4 separate regions of the Homo sapiens genome follow, and regions 2, 3 and 4 are each linked to region 1. A link is an interaction called in ENCODE POLR2A ChIA-PET data of the cell type or tissue named here. Cell type or tissue: GM12878. All regions are shown on one strand.

The links. Peaks named below come from ENCODE experiments on the same cell type or tissue, not always from the same donor. Only the 100,000 strongest peaks of a DNase experiment are listed, where the experiment ranks them.
Region 2: POLR2A ChIA-PET joins it to region 1 with 5 read pairs; 3 of 35 experiments call an interaction of 5 or more read pairs at or near these places.
Region 3: POLR2A ChIA-PET joins it to region 1 with 6 read pairs; 12 of 35 experiments call an interaction of 5 or more read pairs at or near these places.
Region 4: POLR2A ChIA-PET joins it to region 1 with 8 read pairs; 2 of 35 experiments call an interaction of 5 or more read pairs at or near these places.

What each region holds. Positions count from the first base shown.
Region 1 is chr6:15,418,900-15,422,899 of GRCh38, reverse strand. All of the region lies in intron 3 of JARID2 (jumonji and AT-rich interaction domain containing 2), which reads right to left. Among named protein-coding and RNA genes, the nearest start is that of DTNBP1-AS1, 130 kb to the left of the region's middle. RefSeq lists an enhancer at 341-400. In GM12878, no CTCF peak of the experiment used is centred here; DNase peaks (open chromatin) are centred at 358 and 1,601; H3K4me3 peaks cover 885 bases; H3K27ac peaks cover 2,364 bases.
Region 2 is chr6:15,479,745-15,483,744 of GRCh38, reverse strand. All of the region lies in intron 5 of JARID2 (jumonji and AT-rich interaction domain containing 2), which reads right to left. Among named protein-coding and RNA genes, the nearest start is that of DTNBP1-AS1, 64 kb to the left of the region's middle. In GM12878, no CTCF peak of the experiment used is centred here; a DNase peak (open chromatin) is centred at 1,638.
Region 3 is chr6:15,252,297-15,256,296 of GRCh38, reverse strand. All of the region lies in intron 1 of JARID2 (jumonji and AT-rich interaction domain containing 2), which reads right to left. Among named protein-coding and RNA genes, the nearest start is that of JARID2-AS1, 5.6 kb to the right of the region's middle. RefSeq lists enhancers at 1,780-1,849, 3,882-4,000. In GM12878, a CTCF peak has its summit at 2,154 (motif pointing left); DNase peaks (open chromatin) are centred at 266, 586, 2,026 and 2,396; H3K4me3 peaks cover 3,808 bases; H3K27ac peaks cover 4,000 bases.
Region 4 is chr6:15,588,882-15,592,881 of GRCh38, reverse strand. The region is part of intron 7 of DTNBP1 (dystrobrevin binding protein 1); the gene reads left to right. Among named protein-coding and RNA genes, the nearest start is that of DTNBP1-AS1, 45 kb to the right of the region's middle. In GM12878, no CTCF peak of the experiment used is centred here; no DNase peak of the experiment used is centred here.

The DNA of each region.
Region 1 (4,000 bases):
TTAATGAGAAAAAAGGAGCTGCTTCCTGTAAACTGGAGCAATACAAAAGATTGTTTTATAATCCCAAAACAGAGTCACATAAGCAGTATTCTGCCAAGCACTTAAAATTCTGAGAGAGGGAGGGGGAGCGGGGAAGCCCACACAAAACCAGTCAGATTTCGTGTTTATTTGACCAGCTTCATCTATTGTGTAGACACCCATGGTGGGGCTCTATTTCCTGATGGGGAAGCAGAAGTGGGGAGACACAGCCACCATCTTGGGTACCCCTAGAGCAGAGGTGAGAAATTGTGAGTTAAATGAGGTCTGAACCAAGGGTTTTTGCTGCAGGGAAAGAACCTGACCACGAATGTCGATGAGCAGCATGTGCAGCCTCCAGGAAACAGAGCATGCACAGCCCAGCGAGAATTGCTGGCACACTCAGAAAACGCTTCCTTAGCTCTGTGCTATCCAACCTCAGACACTGAAACCCAGGAACTCAGGTTCACCTTGCTGATCAAGGTGAAGGCACAGTGCGTGAAATACAAACTTCCCTCCCACACTTGGAAGATTTCCATGGGAAAGGTGAATATGCACAAGCAAGCACTGTGATGTGAGCCACCCCAAACCTACCAACTCCAGCTCACTGCAGGAAAAGTAAAGAAAAAGAGTATTCGTCCAGAAGGACAGAGAACCACCCACTAAAATCAACAAGTAATCACAGATCTACTTGCAGCAGCTACCTGAAACAACAGTCAGCTGAGCTGGGCCCTCTCCTGGACGCGCTTCTCTCCAGGGTCCTTAAACAAAAGGACCTCTAACATTGGAGGACCCAAGAGAGGATTTCGGGAGCTGTAGGTTCTGCTCAAGATAAGCTAAAACTTTTCCCCTTTCTATCCATCGCTCAGTTTATAATGAAGCAAGGCATTTCATGTACTTCAGAAAAGAAGGAATACATCCCTTGGCAGAAGAGATTATTTACTAGAAGAGGTCAGCTGAAGAGTAACACTAGGCATGACAGCAAGAGGTGCCCCTCAGCACAGTTGTGGACCAGGCCAGACCCCAGTTCAAACTGCACCCCCACCCCCAGTACAGCTCACCAAGCCAACTGCTGTCCAGATGCACACACCTGAAAATTCAGACCTACATTTGCTACAACTTATGGAAGGTGACATGGTACAGTGGCAAAGTCCAGGCATTATAGATGTGAAAGCTTAGATCCAAATCCTATTAACTCAGCTGCCAAGTGAGGGTGGTAAAACCTTAAAAACAGGTATTTCAAAAGAATTAAGGTAAAAATTTTTAGCACAATATTATCTAGGCTAAGGTCAGTTCTTCCTAACGGAAGAGACAGATTACATAGCTTCAAAGAAGGACTTCTAATAGTCACAGGCTTTATTATGGAATGGAGTTTACTATTTTTATTATAGGCCGAATGCTTATGTTTATTAATTTTGAATTTTTTTTCTTGGAGTCAGGGCTTACTTACGCTGTTCACCTTTTTTTTTTTTTAAAGACTAACAAAACTAAATGAAAAGCTATGACCGTGGCTAGTTCCATTTCCTGATGGTACGTGTCTCTCTCACACTCTCATTCAACATTCAAAGAACAGAAAGAACTTCCGCTTTTAGTGAAGCTAGACAGGATTTATACCTCTTGCCTGTCTGAAAGAACTAAAAATCCACACAAAACAACGGCCACCATATAGCAACATACTGTGATCCCTGACGGATGGAAAACAAATGATCCCTCCAGCTCACTGCCCTGAGAGAATGTCCAGGCTGCAGCAGTTACGGAAAGGGCAAGCAGAGCCGGGGTTGAGAAACACAAGGGGAGGCCAAGGTGATATAATGTGTAAGGCAGAGCACAGCAGAGGCCAGAGCCACACAGACAACAATGGAATCTGCCAAAGGCGCTCCTCATGTCTTCCGCTGAGTACTAACAAGCACATTTGTGTTAGGAAGCTACCCAAGAGAAAGTATTTCCAGAAAGGATTAGCAGGAACAGTATCCAAATTGTAAAAGCACCAGGAATAGTGCCCATTCTTACTAGCCTACATGGTAAACATAATCCATAGGACATCAAGTAAAATACTCGTAAGGGTTTTTGCCTGAGTAGCAGGGAAACAATGCCTCACAGTAAACACTGCTTTGGCCCTACCTAACCATGCTTGAAACCAAGATCCAAACAGATCAAACTGTTCCCTAATAATCAGATCTCAGAACAATGCTCAAGAATATGTAGAGAAATACGAACATTTCCCACAGCCAGAGAAAAATTTAGTGTCTGTCAAGTAATAAAAAGCTACCAGACATGCAAAGATGCAGGAAAATATGACTGATGAGGAGGAAGATTAATCAATCAAAACTGTTTTGTAAATAATGGAAGACAAAAATAGCACATATACTCAAATATCTCTTGTAACTGTACTCCACATGTTCAAGAAACACCAAAGAATAAGCATATTACTAGAGACACTGAAGATTATGGAAAGACCAAAATCTAACTTCTTTTTTTTTTTTTTATGGAGTCTTGCTCTGTCACCCAGGCTGTAGTGCAGTGGTGTGATCTTGGCTCACTGCAACCTCCGCCTCCTGGGTTCAAGCAATTCTCCTGCCTCAGCCTCCTGAGTAGCTGGGATTACAGATGCGCACCACCACGCCCAGCTAATTTTTGTATTTTTAGTAGAGACAGGGTTTCACCATGTTGGCCAGGAAGGTCTTGAACTCCTGACCTGGTGATCCACCCGCCTCGGCCTCCCGAAGTGCTAGGATTACAGGCGTGCCCAGCTGTAACTTCTAAAATATAATAACAATGTCTGAGATAAAAGATATATTCAATAGTCTTACCAGCAGATTTAGGGTATAAACTATCTAAAATGCAACATACAGATCAAAAAAGGAACAAAACACATGAGCTATGGGACAACTTCAGAGTAATATATATGAAAATTAGGTCCCCAAAGGGGAGACGAATGCACACGAAAATATTTGAAATAATAATGGCTCTAATTTTTCCATAGTAAATGAAATCTACAAACCTAATACACTCAATGAATCTCAAACTCTGGAAATAAAAACTGCCAAGGCACATCGTATCAAATTGCCTAAAACCAGTAAGGGATTCAAAAGAAAATTGTGGTAAATGATTGCTCCTACAAAGCTATGAAAATAACAACAGGATTCTCATCAGAAATGATGCACATCGGGACAGTGGGGCAGTGTCACTGAAGTACTGATGGTGAATGACTATTAACCTAAAATTTTATACCCAGCAAAAATATCTATAAGAAATGAAGGTGTATTTTGTATAACTGCATGTAATTCTACAATTATCATAAAAGTATTTTTTTAATGTGGGTGAAATGAGATCTTCCCAGACATACAAAAGCTGAATGATCAACAGCAGACCTAATGTTAGAAATGTTAAAATCCTTCAAGCAAAAGCAAATGCAAATGATACTAGAAACAAAAATGGCAACTACGTAGATAACTTGAAACAGAAGATAGGCGAGATTTACCCATATTTACTTTATATTTACTTCCACATCTTTTGTGTTCAAAACTGCCACATCATAATCTATTACTCAATTTTTCTTTACTTTCTGTAGTAGAGAGTACATTTCACCCATGATAACTCTAAAGTTGAAAATTAAACTAGTACTTCTCTTATTTATAAAATATATCTCCAGGTTGTAAGAACAAAATAAACTCCAAATAACCTGATCAGTGGAAGCTTCTAAATATAAATCAAGGGTTAAGAGAAATGTTAAGCCTTTTGCTGATTGTTTTGCTTTCACTTTTTTGCATTTAATAGTAAATTATACTACTAATTTATTTTTGATACAGGAATGAGTAAAAACTAGGCACTTATTTAATATAATTCCAATTATTAAGGATGCTCACTTTGAATAATCCCAATTCATGCATGCTATCAAGAAGATTCGTATACATTTGGGCTTATCTTCCTTTCAAACTCGAAGTAAATAAAAGTATTTTATACCATCAAAGTAACTCAGACCAAA
Region 2 (4,000 bases), 61 kb before region 1:
AAAATATGTCCACATAAAAACTTGCACACAAATATTCACAGCAGAATTATTACTAATCGTTAAAAATTGGGGGAAATCACCGAAGATCCAACTGATATTTATTTAGATAAAGTGGTATATCCATACAATGAAGTATTAGCCATAAAAAGGAAATCAAGTATTGATACATGCTACAGTACATTTAATGGGTATATTCTATAATGTGTGAATTTTATCTCAACAAAATATATTTTTAAAATATGGGTGAAATCACGGGTACTTTAGCATAAACAAAGGCAATGGCACCAAACTACTATACACTAGTCTAATATGCATTTCATCCCTACCATGGATTAGTAGCAGTTAAAAAAAAAAAACAGCCAGTTTCACTTAAGAATGACCTTGATAAAGTCATACAAACAGTGAGTATGACTGAATCATGGCCCCTGAGCACACATACTTTGTGTGACAAGATGCTATTACACATAAAGCACTTCTCCTATATACAGAAATACAATGATCATCTCTAGGGAAAAGCACTTGTGTGATTGTGCAAGTTTTGGGCTAGCCCCTTTTTCATAGGATGTTGTTTTTATTTCAAGAAGGACCAACACACTATAGTTCTTCGGACTTAGTTATTTGTAGTTTTTACTTAGTTACTAGATTTTTTTCAAAAATGAACAAAGCAAGCCTGTCTATTCAAGGAAAGTAACTAATAGTCGTTGCTGCCAATGACAGAATTCATGCTTTCAGGCAAAAATTAGAATTTCAGAAAACCAGTATCTGCCATCATGAGTTCGACAGAAATTCTTTGATGATGTACCCTTGTTCATTACCAAAGGTGCTAACAAGAACTCACTGAACCATTATTTTCAAATGAACAACATAGGATGCTACAAAACAGTGCATGGGTTAAAGGTCCATTCAAAGAAAAAGACAAACCAATGGATATTAATGTAACAGTATGAAAAGTTCACTGATACAGGTACAGGTTCCCAGAGCAACTGACCTGTAGGAAACTACCAGTAGAGCCTACTATCCTATCAAGTACTGAAATCATCTACAAAGACCGTTTCCCATGTACATACATATTTATCCAAAGCTGATTTTCTTCATATACATCAACCAAACTATGTACTGCAACACTCAAGAGATGAATACAGAAGCAATCATAATATGGCTGTATCCTACTTAGTAAGACATTAACGGGATTAACAAAAAGGTCAAATAATGTAACTCTTAATAAGTTTTTGGTTTTGGACTATGATTATTTTTCATTAAAAAATGCTATATGTGTTTAACACGTAACTGGTTTGTGTCATTTTTTAAATGAATAAATATCTTAAAGTGTCTTAACTTTTAATTCTAATATGGTAGATATGAGAATTAAAGCTGATATTAATAAATATAATCCACATTAATAAAAGCCTTTTGGGGTCCCTCAATAACTTCTAAAAGTAGAAAGGGGTCTGGAATTCAAAATGCCTGAAACCCTGGGGCCAGATCATCTGTTCCATTACTCCTTACATGATGATTTCAAGAAGCTTGATGTGTCACATAAAAACTGACAGGAGTCACCTGTTCGGTGATAAATCACTTGGCAGGGCAAGGCCAGTTGCTAAGCTGGGACTTTCACAGACACTTGAAGAGTGTGACTGTGGTTAGTCAGCAGTATCTTTCTTATCTGAAAAAAACAGATCCTTCATTGCAGTATCCGTACCTGAAACCAGATGCACAACTCTTTGATTGTATTTTGAGGTCACAAAACCTACTGCTCAGGAAAATACTATGGACAGCAAAGCGGTGAGTACCAGGATTATAGGAAAGGGGAAACGGAGACGAGAGGGAGGCAGGTGAAATTAACATAGTGAACCATAAACTGGCTGCCCTGAAGACTTCAGCAAGGTACTCTACTAAAGAATATTTTGATGAGATATCTGGAAATGGAAGAGTTTTCAAACATACGGAAATTAAAAACTGAATCAAATTAACTTTCATTTGCAAACAAAGAGAAGGTTTCCAACCAAACCCACTTTTTGTAACCATCATGCTGTTTTAGAGCAGCGATATACCCAAATGGCAAACATAGCCAGAAAGTCAAATCATGTGTTAAACGGGAAGTAAAGGGGGCAGGGGGAGGACTGGGCAACACCGACAGAGCCAAAGACAAGGTATATTTTGTACTCAACAGCTCATTAATTTTAAGTGTCGTGGGAACCTGCCAGTTTTACTCCTCCAAGTAATTATCTTTTGTCTTAATTTGTAAGATTTGAGAAAGGGAGAGAAGAGGAAAGGAAAAAAAATATTCACTCTCACAGGGAAAGATTAAACCCTGTGAACATAAGAGAGAGAAAGACAGAAAGTTCAATGTATAGAAGTCCTCCACACACTGTCCCCAATTAAAAGAAATAATTGGACTAGTTTCTTTAAGGAGAGAAAAAAAGCATTCATCACTGTGAACCATATTAGGAAATTGTATTGTACTCAGATACAAATAGCTTTACATTAACGAACAGAGACAAATATATTGATTTGTATACACATACTCTGAAAGTTAAACGGCCTATAGAAAAGTGTTTTCACACCACGGCAGGCAAAATCTTTAAATCCAAAGGCTATTATTTTGATTTAGGGTCACCTCATCCCTGAGAAGGTAAGATTTGCTCCCAATGAGGGATGAAAAAGATATGGGCAAAAGAAGTTACTTTAGAAACATATTTAATAGCAATCCTGTAACAATTTGAAAGGCAGAGAGATACACTTTCCTAGGGGAATTCACAACTATACCTCCAGGGAGCTTGTCCTAAACAATGTTCCCCAAAAGCTTTGTTCGCATATTTAGATGCTGACACAAGTTTCCTGGAAGAGACCCTCAAGGAAGGCAGCCCTATGAGAAACTGATCGCAAGGTTTTTAATACCCTCACTCCATGCACAGACTCTTGATTTTGATGTCTAGTTCTGCTCACCAACCCCGTTTGGGCCTCAATTCCCTGAACTACAGACCAGCTGGCTGCTTCCTCTTATCCGCCCTCCAGGACTTGCTGAAGTATTTTGAATAAAGTATATAAGTGCTTTGCGTTCTTCAGAGAAAGGAGTTGCGCAAATATAAGAAGAATGATCTTTTCGAAAGCTCTTGCTGCAATGGCAAAGATCCACATGTGAAAAATATAATTTTTAGAGAAAGCTGACAAAGCTGGCCTTCTACTTTTACCTGTCTCCAAGCGCCTCCCAGAACCAGACGCCCCTATCTTGCCAATTACCCATGCTAATAAAGGCACCTCATCCAAACACAAGAGGGAATCCTGATGTGTATTATTAGATTATTAGATGTGTATGAAACAGGAGTCCTTACTTGGCATCCAGCAAAAGTTATAAGATATCCTGGAATTATGCAGTGTATGACCTGAAATAATACAGTTCAGAAGGCCTAACCTCCTTGAAAGAGAAAAATCCAGACAAGGACCATTACAGAAAGTCAGCCGAAACATCTGCTAGCAAGGCAACAAAGGAAAAGAAGACCCTGAAGATGGGACCGAACTAACCCCCAAATTAAAATACCTTCTTCCTGTCCACACCCCAAAACAAACGAAAGGGGCAAAAAAAAGAATCACTGTAAATAAAGAAGAAATGTGTTAAGCAAGGGAAAAGAGATCCACCGCAAGTTTCTGATCTCAAGCCAGATATTTAAATGTACGCTTCATGTCATTACAAGGCATCCCTTCCTTGGGCAAGACACAGACTCCGTCAATTGGCTGGCATTAAATCCCTGTTACTGTACAAAAGCCACACTTGCTCCCTGGAGCCAGTTCAACTTTGAGTCACTATTGTCTGAAAACAATGGAATGTCTGCCAACCTGTGCCAACAGTTCAAATGGATTTTAATGTAGCATGTGTGAGTGCTGTAACCCGGTTTGCCCTGGGCCAAAACAGCTCCACCATCCACGTGTAAAACTAGGGAAAGCTGCAAGAACACAGCTTAGGTGAGCAAAACCCCCATTATCACCTTGCATCCAGCCAGCA
Region 3 (4,000 bases), 170 kb after region 1:
AGCCTTGTTCTGTTTCCCAATGTGCATCTGCTACTTGCTATCAGCTTGCTTTATTAAGAATCAAAGTGCAGAATTCATTTGATTCATTTATATCTGAGTCAGCTAGGAAGGCCGCCGGCAGGCCTGATGTCTCCAGGTTGGTGATTTCCAACTGGGTAATAATACCTTGAGCATTTGTGCAGCAGTATGCAGTTTACAAAGTGCTTTCACATCAAAAATTCCCCTGCCTCTCCCAGCAACAAGCCTGTGAAGTGCATGAAATAAGTTGTCCAGATGAGGAAATAGCTCAGCGAGGTTGTATAGCCTGCCTGGAGTCACACAGCCAGTTTAACACAAGGCCAAACTTGAAGTAGGCTCACATTCCCAACCTTGTCCATTACTGCAGAGGTACCCCATATATTCACAAGCCTGTCCAAATCTGAGGCATTTCATTACTTAGGTCCATTTAGTAGCAGTAATAAGGCATATACACAAAGCACAAAAGTCTGCTGCTTAACAGAATAAGCATTCACTCAGCCCCCTTCTGCAAACCTATAGAAGGACTAAATGCAAGAAACACATGCTCAGCCCTAATCCCTTCTCATTTCCTCCTGGCACCTGTTTCTGCCCCCACAGGCACCAAACACTCTAACAGCTGGCTGAAACCGAGAGAGAACCAACAGATAATACACTACCACTTCAGACCAAGCTCTCACCAAAATGGTGGCTGGGAAATAATGGAGACAGAACCACCAAGATTTTAAGAGATCAATAAACTGGGTGTCAGAAGATCTCCCACATTCTCCTGTCCCAGTAAACCAGGTCTCCAGGTAGACAAGAGTCACACAACCTATCCTTTTCACTCCTCCTCCTCACCTCCCCCGAAAAAAAGTTACTGTTAAGAATTCCTAATTGGGCCAGGCGCAGTGGCTCACGCCTGTAATCCCAGCACTTTGGGAGGCTGAGGCGGGCTGATCACAAGGTCAAGAGATAGAGACCATCCTGGCCAACAGGGTGAAACCCCGTCTCTACTAAAAATACAAAAATTAGCTGGGCATGGTCGTGTGTGCCTGTAGTCCCAGCTACTCGAGAGGATGAGGCAGGAAAATGAGATAGCGCCACTGTACTCCAGCCTGGCAACAAAGTGAGACTCGTCTCAAAAAAAAAAAAAAAAAAAAAGAATTCCTAGTTTACCAATGTGTATGACGGAAGACTCTTACTGGGAGTATGGAGGGGCAAAACTGTGGTTACACAGTGGTTGTTTTTGTGTGTTTTTGTGGTGTTTTTTTTTTGTTTTTTGTTTTGTTTTTTTTGGAGACAGAGTCTCACTCACCTCACTGCAACCTCCATCCTCCTCAAGTAATTCTCCTGCCTCGGCCTTCCAAGTAGCTGGGATTACAGGTGCCCACCACCACGCCTGGCTAACTTTTTTGCATTTTTAGTAGAGACGGAGTTTCACCATGTTGGCCAGGCTAGTCTAGAACTCCTGACCTGAAGTGATCCGCTCACCTCGGCCTTCGAAAGTGCTGGGATTACGGGCATGAGCCACCGCGCCCGGCCCTGTGGCTATGTATTTTGTTAACCTTCTAGGAGCATGGTAAATAAACACTGCTGTTGATAATATTTCAGTGTTCACTGGCCTTCCTCTTCATGGGTGGTGGAGCTTGACAGACTTACAAAATTAGAACTTAAAATCCAATTGAGACCTTTTAGGCAGCACCAGCTCTCAAGAATAGCTCTCAAAAACTTCTACCAGTAGGGTTCCTCTTTCTCTAACACCCGCATCTGTCCCATGATTATGTAAGTAATCATGTATAATGTTCCCATTACTCACACCGCCTCATTAACACATCTGGACAGCCTTTGTTTAATGGATGGCCCAGCCCCTAGTGAGGACTGAGGGCATATGATTTCCCCAGTGCTCCATGGTCCCCTAAGCCTCAAAGTCAGGGGCAATGATACAAGTACAAGAAAAAGTCAACAGCCCTGGGAAATCAAACTGGTTCCTGCAAGTCTGGAGAACTGCAGCCCACACTGGGCCTCAGATACACCCAAGAATGTGGTGGGGGCATTTGTAAAACTAGAAGAGCACAAACCATCCAGTCCCAAGGGACACGGGATGTCAGTCTTCCAATGATGACTCAAAGAGACAGCCAGCTGGGTATAAGGGGGTAGCTCCACCAACTGGTTCTTCAAAAAACAACAAATACAAACATGCAGGGAAGACGGACACTTCTGACAAAACTGCCCTCCCTTCCAACTTTCCCAAGCAAAAAGCCTCTCCAAAGGCTGCCAACAGTCCCTTTTACAACCTTTTCTTCTCCCCTTTTTGGGGCTCCACTGATCGTTCATGTTACTTCTATGTCCTCTGAACTCAAAAGGGGGGAGCAAATTCAGAAAACTAACCATCTGACTGGTTTTTCACCTTACTTGTCTCATCTATAAAATGGACTCAAAAACCCCTTTTCTCAGACAAACTCACAATGTAGGCGGTTATTTCAGAATTGACTGAGTCCTCTCTTCACAATCCCGTTAAGAGAAGTGGGTGTTGTGTCGTCATCTGGAGGTGTTTTCTATAATCCATGCTTTTCTGGGACATTTCTTCAAATGGAAAAAAGAACCCCAGTAGAGGTGGGCAGCACCCTTAAAATAGTAAAATCTGTGGCAAGACAAACTGTGGTACAAGTGTAAAAAAAAAACCAGAAACCCAGAGTGGTAGTCGAGCTGCCAGTCGCTGCTCACGCAGGAATGATCTATACTTTGCCCTCTGGAACAATCTGCGTGGGCTCTTTCCTACAGCCTAAGAGAGCAAGAAAGACAAAAGCCACCTGCAAGAAGTGACAGGAACAGGAAGTCCTGGAAACATGAGTCTTCCACCAAGAGCAAAATGACAGGTCAGCTCCACTTTCGATAATTTTATTCTGAATCAGAACTGCATTTTAAAAATCCTTATTTGGCCAGGCACGGTGGCTCACGCCTGTAATTCCAACACTTTGGGAGGCTGAGGTGGGCAGATCATGAGGTCAGGAGTTCAATACCAGCCTGGCCAACATAGTGAAACCCCGTCTTTACTAAAAATACAAAAATGAGCCGGGTGTGGTGGCACACGCTGGTTAGTCCCAGCTACTCGGGAGGCTGAGGCGGGAGAATAGCTTGAACCCAGGAGCTGGAGGCTGCAGTGAACAGAGACCACGCCACTGCACTCCAGCCTGGGTGAGAGAGAGAGACTCCTCTGTCTCAAAAAAAAAAATCCTTATTAAAAAAACCTGAAGCTGGCAGAAGGTTATAGGATTGTCTGAAGTCCCAAGAAAGATTAAAACCTAGAAGGATAATGAGAATAAAATCTCGCTCACTCTTCTTCTACAAAAATGTAGACAGATACCACGGAGTTCTCACCTCCTAGAATAAAAGATGCCTGCAAGGGTGAGGCAAGTATGGAAAAGGTTTATGGACAAAAGGAATCAGAAAAACAAAGACTGGGGGCCTGGAAAAGCAATTGAGGCTTGTCTTAGGGAGTCACAGGATATAAAGAGTACAGTTATCTGGAGGACGGAAAAAAAACGAAAGATAATTGAGCACATGAAAAAACAGATTCATTTGGTTTCATTTTTATTAACAGGTAAGGCTTAAGGATTTAAAATGGAACAGACCTTCCACAATATCTCATAAGTAAAACAATATATAATTAAAGTTGCCAGATTACAAGATAGAAGCTTCTGAACTCCATGAATTAGGTGCAAAATTACTAATCTTTCTGCTCCCTGCCACTCAGTAAATGGCACAATTATTTTAACTCCAAAAGTAATACAATCACCTCAGTAGGACTACTTTAAACTGATCCACACTTTACATGTTACATGGCATGAAGCAGACAGGGAGTCCAGTTTAGCATGCGGGGATTAAGGCTAAACACAGTTGGAAGCACTCTTATCAGAGATGACAAGAACCAGAAGTTGGTTAGTTAATGGGAACAAGTTTGTTAGATAACAAACAATTTTTAAAAAAAAAAGGTATTCCCTAA
Region 4 (4,000 bases), 170 kb before region 1:
ACATGTACCAAGTGAGAGTTCCTGCTAATGACCTTTATAAGTGGTGTGTTAGGAAGGTGCAGTGCTAACTTTGAGGTTGTTGAGAATCATAGTTTAAGAAGATTCTGGTTTCTCTTGTACAGTCTGGGCCATGTGGAAAGGGAATGGTGACAAAGATCAAGAGGTGCCCCTGTAATTGACCTTGCAGTCACTCGAACCTCCTGAGAGGTCTTCAGTGCTGGGCCCTGCTCTGCTGCTGTCTTGTGACTTTGGATGAGTCTCTTACCTTTTCAGGCACAGTTTCTCTCTCCATCTGTAAAATTAGAGGCTCAGATGAAATATATTCTGAGATTCCAAAAGCACCCAGCATTACTTTTTACTTTTAGGGAATGCCTGAAGGAGGGACGCTAGAGAATAATTCTTGGTTATGTTGACCCTTACTGGTCATGGAGAAACACTAGTGAAAAACAGAAAAAAACACAAACTTTCCAGCAGCTCAAGGTTCTTCCAGTTTCCCATTTTTCAATTAATTACTCATGAGCAATTAAGTAGTAGAAATCCTATTCTCGAGAGATTCATTTCAATAACTGAGAAAACTTTTTGAATTACTTATTAAATCACTTCTGATTTTGTTGTTTTATGCTTATTATACTTCACGTATAAACCAGCATTGTCCTTTAGATTTACCGAATGGTTAAAGATTTCCAAGTATATCATTTATGGTTGAATTGTTTATATGTGTGATCTGTTTGGATTTAGAAAAAATGACAAATTCTCAAGATAAAAGGTATAAAGGCATATTCCTCCTATAGCTATTATTGAACAGCTTTGTTTGGCTGGATTTCTGTTTGACCTACTACGGCTCTAGTAAATGATTAAGTTCATGGCCAGTTTGTTGAAGGTAATGTTAAATGATCATGTGATACAATGTGTTGTCATGGCTGTCATTGTTCTTAATTCAATTTGTAAACCACTACTTGTATACATTCTTTTTTCAATCAGTGGTTTAAAATAAGATTTGAAATCCTTATAAAATGCCTTTTCCTTCTCATTCTTTTCTTTTGGTTGACTAGTTTAGTATCTTCTTATATAACAGTAAGAGATGAAAAAAACAATCAAGTTAATATTAAAAGACAGGGCAGGGACACAGATTATGTAAAATGTCAGTTTTACTTGCATCTCAGTGCTGAGGCGTACTTTTTTTAGTGTGACAATATTCAGAGAAAAAGAAGAGAATAGCAGTTTGCAAAAGGTTAGGTAGTGTTGTATATTACCCGATAGAATAATTCAATTTAGGCTGAAATATCTTGTTTATACACACATTCCTAATTATGTACAATTAACAGCACATCAAATCCACCCACAGTCCAATTAAAGATCTCAAATATGAACAAACCCTAAATTGAATGTTGCATTATATCTAGATTTTTATTATCAGTGTTCATTCAAAATTGTTTCTTCTTGAGTGTTTTGCTAATATTTTTAAAACGTGGCCTGGGCATGGTAGCTCACGCCTGTAATCCCAGCACTTTGGAAGGGCCTCCTTTGGGAGGCCGAGGGGGATCACCTGAGGTCAGGAGTTCAAGACCAGCCTGGCCAACATGGTGAAACCCCATCTCTACTAAAAATTCAAAAACTAGTCAGGCGTGGTGGTACCCCCAGCTACTCAGGAGGCTAAGGCAGGAGAATCGCTTGAACCTGGGAGGTGGAGGTTGCAGTGAGCCAAGATTATGCCACTGCACTCCAGCCTGTGCCACAGAATGAGACTCTTGTCTCAAAAAAAAAAAAAAAAGTACCCTATAACAAGAAAAACAGAAATTTAATAGCTCTTCCAAAGTATTAGTGAAGAAAAAAAGTTGTAAAAGTTTGTTCGAACATATTGTGGCAATTTATTATTTTTTGAATATTGCCTTTTTCCTTTTCAGGTTGCAGGAAAATAAAAGGTGTTACTTCCTCCAATTGCTTTATTCAACTTATATTTAGAAGCTCTTTTCTAAATTGGGGGAAAACTAACTTTTGAGAACCAAAATACCAAATTAGTAACCCTCAAAGTTAGTAATGTAGATTAATATCATCCACCATGTTCTGGATTCTCCCTTCTAATACTCCATTGAGGTTGATGAGTTACGTTCACCTTCTGGTGCATATGGCCAATCTCTACAAGATTATTGAAACCAGTTGTTGTTCTTATTTTAATATTGGCAGTAGGAAATTTTTCTGTGTTCCCCAAATACTGCATTCATTTAAAATTTTTAGTGACATCACTCAAATATTAGACAGCAGAAAAAGAGGATAGGATCATAAAAGTCCTTATTTTATATTTTTAATGGGGAAGGAATTCCATTATTGTAAGCACATGTAGAGTACATAAGCTTTCATAGTCTTTAAAGACATAAGACATTGAAGACTTAGCTCTGGAAAGCAGAGCCAGTGGATGAGGTAGGACAAAAGTGGTCAGAGAAACAGGAAGACTAAGGCAACGTAGTGACAAAAAAACTACAGAGGAGAGTTTAAAGGAGGAAAGGTGGTTATCCATAATATAAGTAATGCAGAGAAGTTGAGCTGAATGGAGAGAGCCTGTTGGATTTGACAATGAACAGGTCATTGGTGACCTGAAAGAGCTGTTTGTAAAGGTTGAATCCGAATTGAAAATCAGAAGTGTATGAATAGGCCGGGCATGGTGGCTCACGCCTGTAATCCTAGCACTTTGGAAGGCTGAGGCAAGCGGATCACTTGAGGTCAGGCATTCGAGAACAACCTGGCCAGCATGGTGAAACCCCATCTCTACTAAAAATACAAAAAATTAGCCCAGCGTGGTGGTGGGCGCCTATAGTCCCAGCTACTTGGGAGGCTGGGGCATGAGAATTGCTTGAACCTGGGAGGCAGAGGCTGCAGTGAGTGAGCCAAGATTGTGCCACTGCACTCCAGCCTTGGCAACAGAGTAAGACTCTGTCTCCAAAAAAAGAAGTGTATGAGTAGTTAGGAAATAAAGGTGACATGAACTAACTATTCAATCATGAATGGTAGAAAAAAATGAAAATGTAATGAGATGGGATCCGGGTCAAAGTCAGGGGAGGTATAGTTGAAGATATTGAAGGAGTCATTATGATACCAAAGAAAATGGAAAGAAGTGGTATCCAGATAGGTTATCCTTGGAGAGTATCCAGGGATGTCTCTTTTCCTAAGACCTTAGAGAAGGAAAGGATGGCTGATAATATAGGGAAAAGTTGACATGGAAGGATTAAATAATTTTTTGAGAATTCACGTAAGGAATGATAATCTGAATTTTCAGGGCTAGGCTCAGAAGCAGAAATAAAAAAGCAAAACAAATATGCTTTGGTTAACACAGAGTTGGAAATGGGAAGACATGTAAGATGGGCCAGCAGGCATGGTAACCATGGATGCTAGTGAGACTATGATTGAAATGATTGGCTGTGGAGTTCTGACTAGAGAGAGGGGAGGCCTGACCAGACCAGCAGAATAAGCAGGCTGAATGGTACAGGTGAGGTACCCCGTAAAGGGGAAGAACACTTTTAGTGGTTGAGGTGGATCTTGTGGTCAAAGAAGAGATTTCAGTTTGAAATCTTAGAAGGGGAGCAATTCCCAGTGATGATGATGGCTAAATTTGAGTAAAAATAGAAGGCACCAAGTCATCTGACTTGGAGACTTCTGAGGCTGTGAGGAGTCTCACTTGTTTGGATGACTCGTGGATGTGGCTTATGCATATTACTGGCTTGGCAGCCCTTAGCATGTTACAGATAGGGATGATGATGCTAGGTGGTAAACTTCAGTAGAATTTGTTGGTTCACTTCAAGAGTTGGCTTAACGTGTGAGACAAAACTATTCAGCTGCCATTGAACAATACTTAAGTGACTCAGGTTGGATGATGTTACTGTCCTCTGTCCTCAGGGAGCTAAAGGACTGTGGCAAAGCTTATAGATTAGAAAGGCAAATATATAATTTGAATATAATATAGAAATAATAGAAATAAGTACACTAAGGTGGGAGTAATTAACCAGAG